2 separate regions of the Homo sapiens genome follow, and region 2 is linked to region 1. A link is an interaction called in ENCODE POLR2A ChIA-PET data of the cell type or tissue named here. Cell type or tissue: PC-9. All regions are shown on one strand. Each heading gives the region's core, and the rest is flanking DNA. Links, peaks and the distances in the headings are about the cores only.

Region 1 (5,370 bases), core at 279-5,278:
GGAAGCAGCTTTGGAAATGAGTAAATTGGCAGATATTGGAAGAATGTGGAGGGCTTAGAAGAAGACAGGAAGATGAGGGAAACTTTGAAACTGTCAACCAAAGGATGATGAGGTTCATAAATGTGGAAAGGAGAGCTGTATTTCTTATAAATGGTTGCAGCCTGCAGGGTGGCCATTCCGAGTGTCTGCGAAGCATAGCCTCTGGCCAGAAGCCAGAAACAGGCACTTGGAGTGTCAGAAGAATAAAACAAGGATTTGTGCTGAATGAGGTGGCCAAATATATATTCAGCAAGTTATAGGAGGAGCCATGAATATTTACGAAAGAAGAAACACATGTGCAGTTGACCTCCCAGCCCCTTCATGGGTTCGCATGTTAAAAAAATGGTAGTATTAGCAAGATGTGAGGGGGCAGTTTTTGGGTCTCTGACTTCAAAAGATGAAGCAGTGGACACAAAACCCGTCAGTCAGTGCACAGCCTCCCTAGACTGACTAGAACCTCTCAGTGGTTGGTGGTCTCTTATCAGGAAGGAATGCTGCTTGGTTGTTCTGTTGAAACTGCAAAAGGGAGGGACAGCATCAGGTGGTTGGTTGAAATCAGTGGTGAGGTGACTCTTTTGAAAGGGCTGGTTCCAACCCAAATGCTCATCAGTGATAGACTGGATAAAGAAAATGTGGCACATGTATACCATACTATGCAGCCATAAAAAAGAGTAAGTTCATGTCCTTTGCAGGGACATGGATGAAGCTGGAAACCGTCATCCTCAGCAAACTAACACAGGAACAGAAAACCAAACACCACATTTTCTCAAAAATGGGAGTTCAGCAATGACAACACATGGACACAGGGAGAGGAACATCACACACTGGAGCCTGTTGTGGGGTGAGGGGAAAGGGGAGGGAGAGCATTAGGACAAATGCCTGAAAACGTAGATGTCAGGTTGATAGGTGCAGCAAACCACCACGACACATGTATTCCTATGTAACAAGCCTGCACGCTCGACACATGTATCCCAGAACTTAAAGTAAAATAAATTAATTTTTAAAAAGAGAAAGGGCTGGTTCCTGCTTAGCCTTTAGAGAAGAAAGCCTAGCGGTGGTTAGCAAGGGACGGGCTCTGATGAGGCATGTTTGACCTCCCATTGCATCAGGGCTGGGACTCAGTTTTAAGGTTTTTTTGGGGTCCCCTTGGCCAACAGGGGGGTCCATTCAGTAGTCTGGGGTGGGGGGAAGGGCTTAGGATTTCATTTTTATTTCTCAGAATGTACTGGAGATTCGTTAAATGATTATGACCAAAATGCTCATAGAAATATGGGCAGTGAAGGCCAGGTTGATGAGGTCTCAGATGAAAATGAAGAACTTATTGGGAGCTGGAGCACAGGTCACCCTCGTCACACATTAGCAAAGAACTTGGCTGCATTGTGCCAATGTCCTAGGGCTTTGTGGAAGGCTGAGCTTCAGAGTGATGACTTAGGGTATCTGGAGGAAAAAAAATTTCTATGCAGCCAAGTATTCAAGAAGTGGCAAGGCTGCTTCTACCAATCTAAGATCAGATATGGGGCAAAGGAATGACTTAAAGTTGGGACTTACAATTTAAAGGGAAGTAGAGTGTAAAAACTTGGAAAATCTGCAGCCTGGCTCATGGTAGAGAAGGAAAGAACATTTCAGGAGAGGAACCCAAAGGATAAGAATCCAAGAGGCATGAGGAACAACCACTTGCTGGAGAGGTTAGCATGACAGAAAGGGAAGCAGGTGCTACTAGTCAAGACAATGAGAAAAAGGCCTCAAAGGCACTTCAGAAATCTTCCAGGCTGCTCCTCCCACCGCAAGCCCAGAGGCCTAAGAGGACAGACTGGTTTCAGGGACGAGGCCAGGGGCATTGCTACTCGGTGCTGCCTTGGGTTGCTGCTTCCCTTATCCCAGCCAGAGGATGGGAACATCCCAGGTTAGTTACAAGGGAAAATGTGGGGTTGGAGTCCCCACAGAGAGCCCCCGCCAGGGCACTACCTAGTGGAGCAGTGGGAATGAGGCCACTACCCTCCAGACTCCAGAATGGTAGAACCACTAGCAACTTGCACCTTAGCCTAGAAAAGCCACAGTTACTCAACTCCAACCTGTGAGAGCAAGAACAGCAGCTGTACCTTGCAAAGCAGGCACAGAGGCAGGGCTGCCTAAGCCCTTGCGAGCCCATCCCACACAATCATGTATCCAGGATTTGGGACATGGGGTCAAGGGAGATTATATTGAAGCTTTAAGATTTAATGTCTTCCCTGCTGGGTTTCAGACTTGCAGAGGCTTGTTGCCTCTTTCTTGTGGCCAATTTCTCTCTTCTGGGATGGGAATATTCACTCAATGTCTGTGTCACCATTGTATCAATATATTGGGAGTAAACAACTTGTTTTTGATCTTACGGGCTCATAGGTGGAAGGGAATTGCCTTGAGTCTCAGATGAGACTTTGGACTTTTGAGTTGATGCTGGAATGAGTTAGAACTTTTGGAGACTATTGGGGAAGGATGACTGTATTTTCCAATGTGAGAAGGACATGAATTTGGGGGGCAAGGAATGGAATAATATAGTTTGGATTTTTGTCCCCTCCAAATCACATGTTGAAATCTGATCCCTCATGTTGGAGGTGGGGCCTGGTGGGAGATGTTTGGATCATGGGGGTGAATCCTCCATGAATGGCTTGGTGACCTCTTCATGGTAGTGAGTGAGTTCTCACTCCATTAGTTCATGTGATAGCTGTTGTTTAAAGAGCTTGAACTTCCTCCCTTCCCTCTTGCTCCCTCTCTCACCATGTGACACACCTGCTCGCCCTTTACCTTCCACCACAAATGGTAGCTTCCTGAGGCCTCAGCAGAAGCAGATGCTGGCACCGTGTTTCTTACATGGTCTGCAGAATGGTGACGCAAATAAACTTCTTTTCTTTATACACTGCCCAGCCCCAGGTATTCCTTTATGGCAATGCAAAATGAACTAACACACTGGTGTTTTTTTTTTTTTTTTTTTTTTTTTTAAGACAGAGTCTTGCTCTGTTGCTAGGCTGGAGTGCAGTGGCACAATCTTGGCTCACTGCAACCTCCGTTTCCGGGGTTCAAGTGATTTTCCCGCCTCAGCCTCCTGAGTAGCTCGGACTACAGGCGCCCGCCACCACGCCCAGCTAGTTTTGGTATTTTTAGTAGAGACCGGGTTTTGCTGTGTTGGCCAGGATGGTCTCTTGACCTCATGATCTGCCCGCCTGGACCTCCCAAAGTGCTGGGATTACAGGCGTGAGCCACTGTGCCCAGCCGGTGTTTTTTAAAATCAAGATTTTAAAGCTGCAATGGACTGTTTCCTGTTTCTTTCAAAATCTCTGGTAGAGGCCCTTCCACTTTCCTGTTGACTCTAGAGAGTCCATCCCAGCCTGTGGTTTTCGCCTTCCTAGACAGCTGGGTGATTTCAGCCAAGACACTTAATATCTGTTAAAAGGCAAAACGCATCATAGCAATCTCACTGGTTATTTCTTGCAATGAATGGGAGAGTGTATATGAACAGGTTTTTTAAAGAAAAGTAGGAGAAGTGGCAAATTGACCTCCATGATAAATAAAATGACATCACTTATTCTAAAAGTTAATATTTCAAGGAATAAGGTAATCTTTAGTGTTTTATTTCCCGGGACAAATGCTGTGTTGCATTTATACATCTTAAATGTTTTACTGGGGTCAGTGCTGTGATCTTAGATGGGCCGTTAAAACTAGCAAGGAACCTTTCATTGATATCCAGCGTTTAGTATATTTGCATCTAGTGACTCCTTGTATCTCAGCTCCTGAGGGTGGGGCACATAGTGGAGCAGGTGACCCTCAAGTTCCAACCCCTGGGTCTCAACCTGTTACAACTGCCCCCACCCCCACCATTCCCGCTCCCTGACAACCCTGGGTTGCTAAGGTGTTCCTTTGAATGGGGTGTGTGTATGTCAGGAGATACAGCTCCTGAGTCTTTGATGGTTGGAGGGTGGAATGACCTCAGGGTTGTGTTCAAACACTCACCAAAAGCCCAGTCTGGCATAGGATCTTTCTTTGAGGCAATGGCAAGAAGGATGCCCCAGCAGTGGCTGACCCAATTAATTCACTCCACTGCAGGACATGTGGGCTCTGCTTCTCCAGCGTCTCAGATAGAGTGTGGGCCGGCAGCTGAGAAGATAGCAGTTGTAGCAACTCTTAACCCCCAGCTCCTGGGGTTGCCTTGGACAGAAGCCAAAGGAAGGAGAGGAAAATACACAGGAGGTGTGCTTTGCACATTTTTTTCCCCCTTGAGAGAGGGGGAAGATTGTGAGGGAGAACAAAAAGTCTGTGGAAAAGGAAAGCCTTGCTTATTTATTTTAAAGGAGACTAGAGGAGGACAAAACACCATGACCTTGGGGAGAATATTGTCTGTTGTATTTGGGTGCTCATTATCTACGTGGCACTGGCTAAGTACTCCAACTGGGTATAGATTTCTCAACCCCAAGCCCCAGTGTGCATGAAATCCTTTCTGTAACTTCATTTCTATCCAGGACTCTCATTTCATCCCATAGTAGAAACTTAATTCAAGATCATTCAGCCAATCTGAGTTTTGTCTGTCTGTCTGTTTGTTTGTTTTTTGCATGCTTGGAATTTGGCACCTTTTTGCTTTCATCCCCCATCTTTCCTTCCCCAGGACTTGCACCTGAAATCTGGGGGCCTCAACATATCCCATCAAGACATTGGGGGTGGGAACAGTGAGAGGGTGAGTGGTGGCACACAGGTCCTGGGTGCTGGTTCTTTTGGGTGCTGAGTATGAGGCCTTCTCCCAGGCACTTCCGCCTGTGCCATCTCAGCTTCACTCTCCAGAACCCCCATGAGACTGCAGGCCCGCTAGCCTCACTTAAGGCCCTGGAAATTTCTGCTTTGCTGCTGCCTTCCCCGACAGGCCTATGAGCAAAAGCCCAACCCTCGCCACTTTCCTGCGTCCCTCTGGATAGCTCCAGCCTTGGGGCTGCTCTGCCAGATCTGTCTTGCTTTCCTCCCAGCTTGGGAGCTCACCTTGCCCTGCCTGTGGTCCAGCCCTGGCGCCATCTCCCTCTCCAGGGTGTCCAAGCAGCAGGGCAGGAACAGGGAACTTTCAACAAGTCTTCCAAGCCAAGCTTGGCTTTCCAATCCTCTCCAAAGACACTGCTTTCTTTCTCTGCATTTCTTCTGTTACTGCTCACCCAGGGCAGCAAGTAGACACTGCTGGGCAAAGTGGAGTAGTTGAGATTCATAGATGTTACTGCACTTGACCCGTCTTTAAAAAAGGACTCATGGATGTGTATTTAAAGTCTTGTTTGTTGCTTGCACAGTCTCACTGCTTCAACTGTTTTGAAATATGTGCTGAAT
Region 2 (5,370 bases), core at 211-5,210, 73 kb before region 1:
AGGCTGAGGCGGGTGGATCACTTGAGGTCAGGAGTTCAAAACCAGCCTAGCCAACATGGTGAAACCCCATCTCTACTAAAAATACAAAAATTGGCTGAGTGTGGTGGTGTGTGCCTGTAATCCCAGCTACTTGGGAGGCTGAGGCAGGATAAACACTTTAACCTGGGAGGCAGAGGTTGCAGTGAGCCAAAATCATGCCACTGCACTCCTGGGTGACAGAGTGAGACTGTGTCTTAAAAAAAAACAAAAACCAAAAAACAAAAACCAAAATTTATGATGAGTTGGAAATAGTTCTCCCAGTATATCATTTCCTTTGACTTTTTTTTTTTTTTTTTTTTTTTTTTTTTTTTGAGATGGAGTCTCACTTTGTCATCCAGGCTGTAGTGCAGTGGCACGATCTCCACTCACTGCAACCTATGTCTCATGGGCTCAAGCAATTCTCTTGCCTCAGCCTCCCGAATAGCTGGGATGACAGGTGCCCACCACCATGCCCGGCTAATTTTTGTATTTTTGGTAGAGATGGGGTTTCACCATGTTAGCTAGGCTGGTCTCGAACTCCTGACCTCAGGTGATCTGCCCACCTCAGCCTCCCAAAGTGCTGGGATTACAAGTGTGAGCCACTGCTCCCCGCCTATTTACCTTGACTTTAAGACATTTTTATGTGTTTACATTTATCATCCTTTTTTAAAAAAATGGATTTTGGATTTCTCCCATGTTTTCTTCTAGTACTTCTATGGTTTTATTTTCTACATTTAAGTCTGATCCGTCTAATTTATGCTGATACAAAGTGTGAGATATGGGTGGTTATCAACAAAATATTTAATGAGTTACCTTTTTCTCACTCATTTGAAATGCCATCTTTATCCTATACTAGATTCCAGTGTGTATTTGGGTGTATTTCTGGACTTTCTATTCTGCTATAGCATCTGATTGTTAGTGTGGGATGCCACTGTGTATTAGTCTGTTCTTGCACTGCTATAAAGAAATACCTGAGACTGGGTATTGGCTAATGGTTCAGCATGCTGTACAGGAAGCATAGCAGCTTCTGCTTCTGGGGAGGCCTCAGGAAGCTTCCAATCATGGTGGAAGGCAAAGGGGAGCAGGCACTCACATGGTGGGAGCAGGAGCAAGAGAAAGAGCAAGGCGGGAGGTATCACCCACTTTTAAACCACCAGATCTCTCAGGCACTCACCCACTCACTATCATAAGAACAGCGCGAAGAGGATGGTGCCAAACCGTTCATGAAGGCCCACCCCCATGATCCAGTCACCTTCCACCAGGCCCCACCTCCAGCACTGGGGATTACAGTTCAACATGAGATTTGGTTGGGGACACAGTTCCAAACCTTATCACACTGTGTTCAGTTATTGTAGTTTTACAGCATGTTTTACTAATCTAACTCCTTTATAGAATTTTCATGGCTATTCCATTCTTGCTGCTTCTCCCATCCTCATGAATTTTGGAATCAGCTCATTTAGATCCCCAGCAGAAATTGGTCGGTATCTTACTGCATTTCACTGAGCTTGCAGATTAATTTAGATGGCTTGAAATCTTTATGAGATTGAAACTTCCTAGTCAGAGGCGCAGCGTGCCCTCCTTCTGTTGACACAAGCTTGTTTTGGTTGCTTTTGGTTATCGCGGGAGCTGGCTGGCAACCAAAAGAACTTGCAGGGGCACCTCTGGGTCCTGAGAAGTGTCTGTTGAATGCCGAGTCGTAGGGTTGGGGCACATCCAGAGGTCCGAGGTGAGTTCCTACCCTCTTGTTGGAGTGTGAAGGGCTCATGTTGTGGAGTGTGATGCATCTGGATTCGAGCTCTGCTTGCTTCCTGGGACAGGTCACTCAGTGCCTTCTGGCCTTGGTTTCCTTGCCTTGATAATGGGAGCCCTCCTTGCCTCACTGGCGGGAGGCTGTGATGAGATCACATGTGCATTAGCTGGCACTCAGGGTTGTCGCCTCACAGTGCCTGCTGGTACCGTCACCCCAGTGCTGTGGATGACGCAGGAGGGGCCTGTGTGCCTGGAGGTCATGTGTAGACAGTGCCCCGTGGCAGGGATGTGCCTATGAAGAGGGGCTGCAGGATTCGGAAGAAGGAGAAAACCCAGCCTGGTTGCGATGTCCTGCAATGGCCTCAGGAGAAGTGAGAAAGCCTGTGGCCCCCTGGAGTAAGTAGAGTGAGAAGTGTTAGAGGCTGTGTCATCAGAACCCGGACCACACCTGGCAGGAAGTAGAAATGGATGAAGAAATTCGGGTTCATGACGAGAGGCTTGCTCAGAAGCACACCAACAGGGGAATTGCAGGGCTGACCCCTGAACCTCAGTCGCTGCACTTTGAGTTGGTGGCTCTGACTGTCACACTCAAAACTGAACTGAGTCTAAAGGGTTTAGTCCTGTTTTATTCTCTTCGTGGGTGAGGGCGAGGAAGGAAGGCCTCCCCCTCTGTAGGCTGCCAGGGCCTGGTGTCCTCCCTCGGCCTCCTTGTTTGTATAAGTGGGACGTATGAGCACTCACACGAAACCTGTTTCTGAGCAGCTGGTGAACAGTCCATTGAGTAAACAAACCCTCTGGCTTCAGGATTATATTTCAGACTAAAAGAATTTTGAACCTCTCCTCTCTCTTGTTAGAAATGAGTTTTGGTTCGGATGGAAGGGTGCTTTATCTCTTCTAGAAATTATCTGGCCTTGCCTATTCCTGTGAAGACAATATGGACATTTATTTATTAATAAAAGGACCACTTTACATCTCAACCAGGTTGAGGCCTCCTGGTTAACAGTAGCCTATCTCAGAAAAGAAAGATTCCTGCTGTGGAAGATGGGCCAGCAGTCTTTTCACTTCTTTATTTCCCAAAGTTCGTTCTTTGATGGGGAGTGCTAGCTGGTCTGTCCTTGTAGGCTGCCGTCCCACTGGCCCCCAGCACCACCCAGTACACAGCTGAGGGGACAGGCTCTGGACGTGGGGGCACTGGGCTGCGAACCCAAGTCTGATTGCAAACCTGGGCTCTTTCTAGAACCAGGTGCTTTGTCCTTGAGCTGCGTGTGTCTTTGAGTAAAATGAGGGCCCTGTCCCCAAGGCTGGCCCACTGCCCACGAATGGACCCAGGGGATTTCAGCTTCATCACAGCCGTGTAGTCTCTGCCTTTGCCTCAGGCTCATGGCAGTTCTGGGAGGTGCAGTTGCCGGTTGTTTGTCCTCATTGAAAGCCTGCTTACAGGTAGCCCTAAGCAAAAAATGTCAACTCTGCTTCTGTGTGTGTGGTTCATTGTTTCTATAAGGGGCAGAGTCCTGGGGTTTAAACAGGCTTGAGGATATAGGAAAATTATACTTACATATGGAAGGCTAACTATTAAAATGTGGAAAAAGCCCCAGGAAGGTGTTGTGATTACAGTGGTGGTTTCCCTTCGTGCAGTGCCTTCCCTGAGACCTCGAGGCAGTTAAGGTTTGCTAGGTTGTGTGTGTGACAGAAAACCTGGCCCCGGCTGGCTTTGGTGAAAGAGAGAGTAGCCTTGTAGTTTTTAAGGAGAGCTGGCTTGGTAGTCGATTTAGGACTTGGTCTCTCTCTTTCCAATCTGCCCTCTACCATATTGCCTTTACTTTCTGTTTCTAGATGGTGGCATGATGGCTTATGTCATCTGGGCCTCAAGGCCAGTGGGAGGGACACCCACCTGCCCTGTTCCAGCCTTCACAGCAGAGAGTCATTGGCTCGGGTTGGTCGTGCCTTCCCCTGCCCACTGCCCTGCTCCTCTGCCATTGCCATGGCCTGGGGGGTAGCAATGCCTGGATTGGCTCAGGCTCCAGGCTCACGTCCACTCCTGGAACTGGGGGTGTGGCCAGGCCCATGTGGGAGGGGCTTCACCCAGGGCACAGAGGATACAGATGCCAAAAGGAGGGAGGAAGTGGGCGTGGGCTGGCTGCAAACCAGCACACCTGAGGGAGTCACAGTTTAGGAAGGGTTTGTTAGAAGTGTGTCCAGATTAGTGTGGAATATGAAAATGTGAGCTGTGCAAAGTGACACATTCCAGAGTGTGATGAGGGAGGGCAAAGAGTTTTTTGGCGCTAAAGTCAAGTGGCTGCGAACTCCGGTGAGGCGTGGAGTGGGGCTCTTGGATGGGAGTGAGTGGGGGTGACAGAGCAGGGCATACCAGGGATGACTCAAGGCGACCTGTTGGGGAGGTCTCAGCTGGAGCACCCCCTGGCCCTCTCAGGGGTCATATGTGCTCACTATGCCCTGTGATTTTCCCGAGTTGCTTCCAGTCTATACTCTCAAGCCCCATGCAGCCTATCTCCGCGGCACATTTCAGACCATGGGTAGTTGTGCGGCACTTTCACTCACCCACGTGGGAAGGAGGCCCCACTGAAAGTCTCCTGGTCACTGGACTGCCTGCTTCAAACCCTAGCTCTGCCACTGATTAGCTACATGGCTGTGGGCAAGTCGGCTTCCCTGAGCCTCAGTCTCCTCAGTTGTTAGACAGGGATACCAGCAGCACATGCCTTGAAGCGTGCTTTAGATGTTTTACATTTGATCACAAATTTAAATCGCTTAGCTGGCACCCAGGAAAAGTTAAACTTTTAGGGACTATTATTATTATTATTTTGAGTCAGGGTCTCACTCTGTCACCCAGGCTGGAGTGTGGTGGCGAGATCTCGGCTTGTTGCAACCTCCGTCTCCTGGGTTCAAGTGATTCTCCTGCCTCAGCCTCCCAAGTAGCTGGGACTACAGGCGTGAGCCACTGTGCCCAGCCTTATGGACTATTATTTTAAAAGACACGTTAAAGAATCTACACTTAGAGAAGAGAGAGCCAGACTTGGTTAGGGTTTTTAGGCTTCGAATGCACTCTATTTTCCCATTTTCTCACGTTTTCTCTCTCTCTGAGGCAGAACTGCACTGTTCTCTGAGCCCACTGTTCAGACAGGCTTGCGGATCTGAAGGTATGTGGAAAATGCTGATTGGCTCTGTTCCTAAATTTCCCGGCTTCTGACTGGTGCATAGTTAGTAAAGGAAGAATTCTCCTTTTAATTTGAGAAATGTGCTGGGTGCGGTGGCTCATGCCTGTAATCCCAGCACTTTGGGAGGCTGAGGCAGGCAGATCACCTGAGGTCAGGAGTTCAAGACTAGTTTGGCCTACATAGCGAAAACCCATCTCTACTAAAAATCCAAAAATTAGCTGGGCATGGTGGCAGGCGCCTGTAATCCCAGCTGCTCTGGAGGCTGAGCAGGGAGAATTGCTTGAACCTGGGAGGTGGAGGTTGCAGTTAGCCAAGATTGTGCCACTGCACTCCAGCCTGGGCTACAGAGCGAGACTCTGTCTCAAAAAAAAAAAAAAAAAAAGAAAGAAATATGTGAAGATTTCCTGCACCCTCAATCCCACTTCCCTGT

What was found. ChIA-PET counts read pairs that join two places held together with the same protein. Peaks named below come from ENCODE experiments on the same cell type or tissue, not always from the same donor. Only the 100,000 strongest peaks of a DNase experiment are listed, where the experiment ranks them.
Region 2: POLR2A ChIA-PET joins it to region 1 with 6 read pairs; 3 of 35 experiments call an interaction of 5 or more read pairs at or near these places.

What each region holds. Positions count from the first base shown.
Region 1 is chr15:92,562,351-92,567,720 of GRCh38, reverse strand. No RefSeq gene overlaps it. Among named protein-coding and RNA genes, the nearest start is that of LINC00930, 7.2 kb to the left of the region's middle. RefSeq lists enhancers at 4,415-4,952, 4,953-5,370. In PC-9, for the core only: no CTCF peak of the experiment used is centred there; no DNase peak of the experiment used is centred there.
Region 2 is chr15:92,635,532-92,640,901 of GRCh38, reverse strand. All of the region lies in intron 1 of FAM174B (family with sequence similarity 174 member B), which reads left to right. Among named protein-coding and RNA genes, the nearest start is that of FAM174B, 18 kb to the left of the region's middle. RefSeq lists enhancers at 1,173-1,272, 2,036-2,325. In PC-9, for the core only: CTCF peaks have their summits at 1,906 and 2,106; DNase peaks (open chromatin) are centred at 1,631, 2,221, 2,491 and 3,771; H3K4me3 peaks cover 2,601 bases; H3K27ac peaks cover 4,691 bases.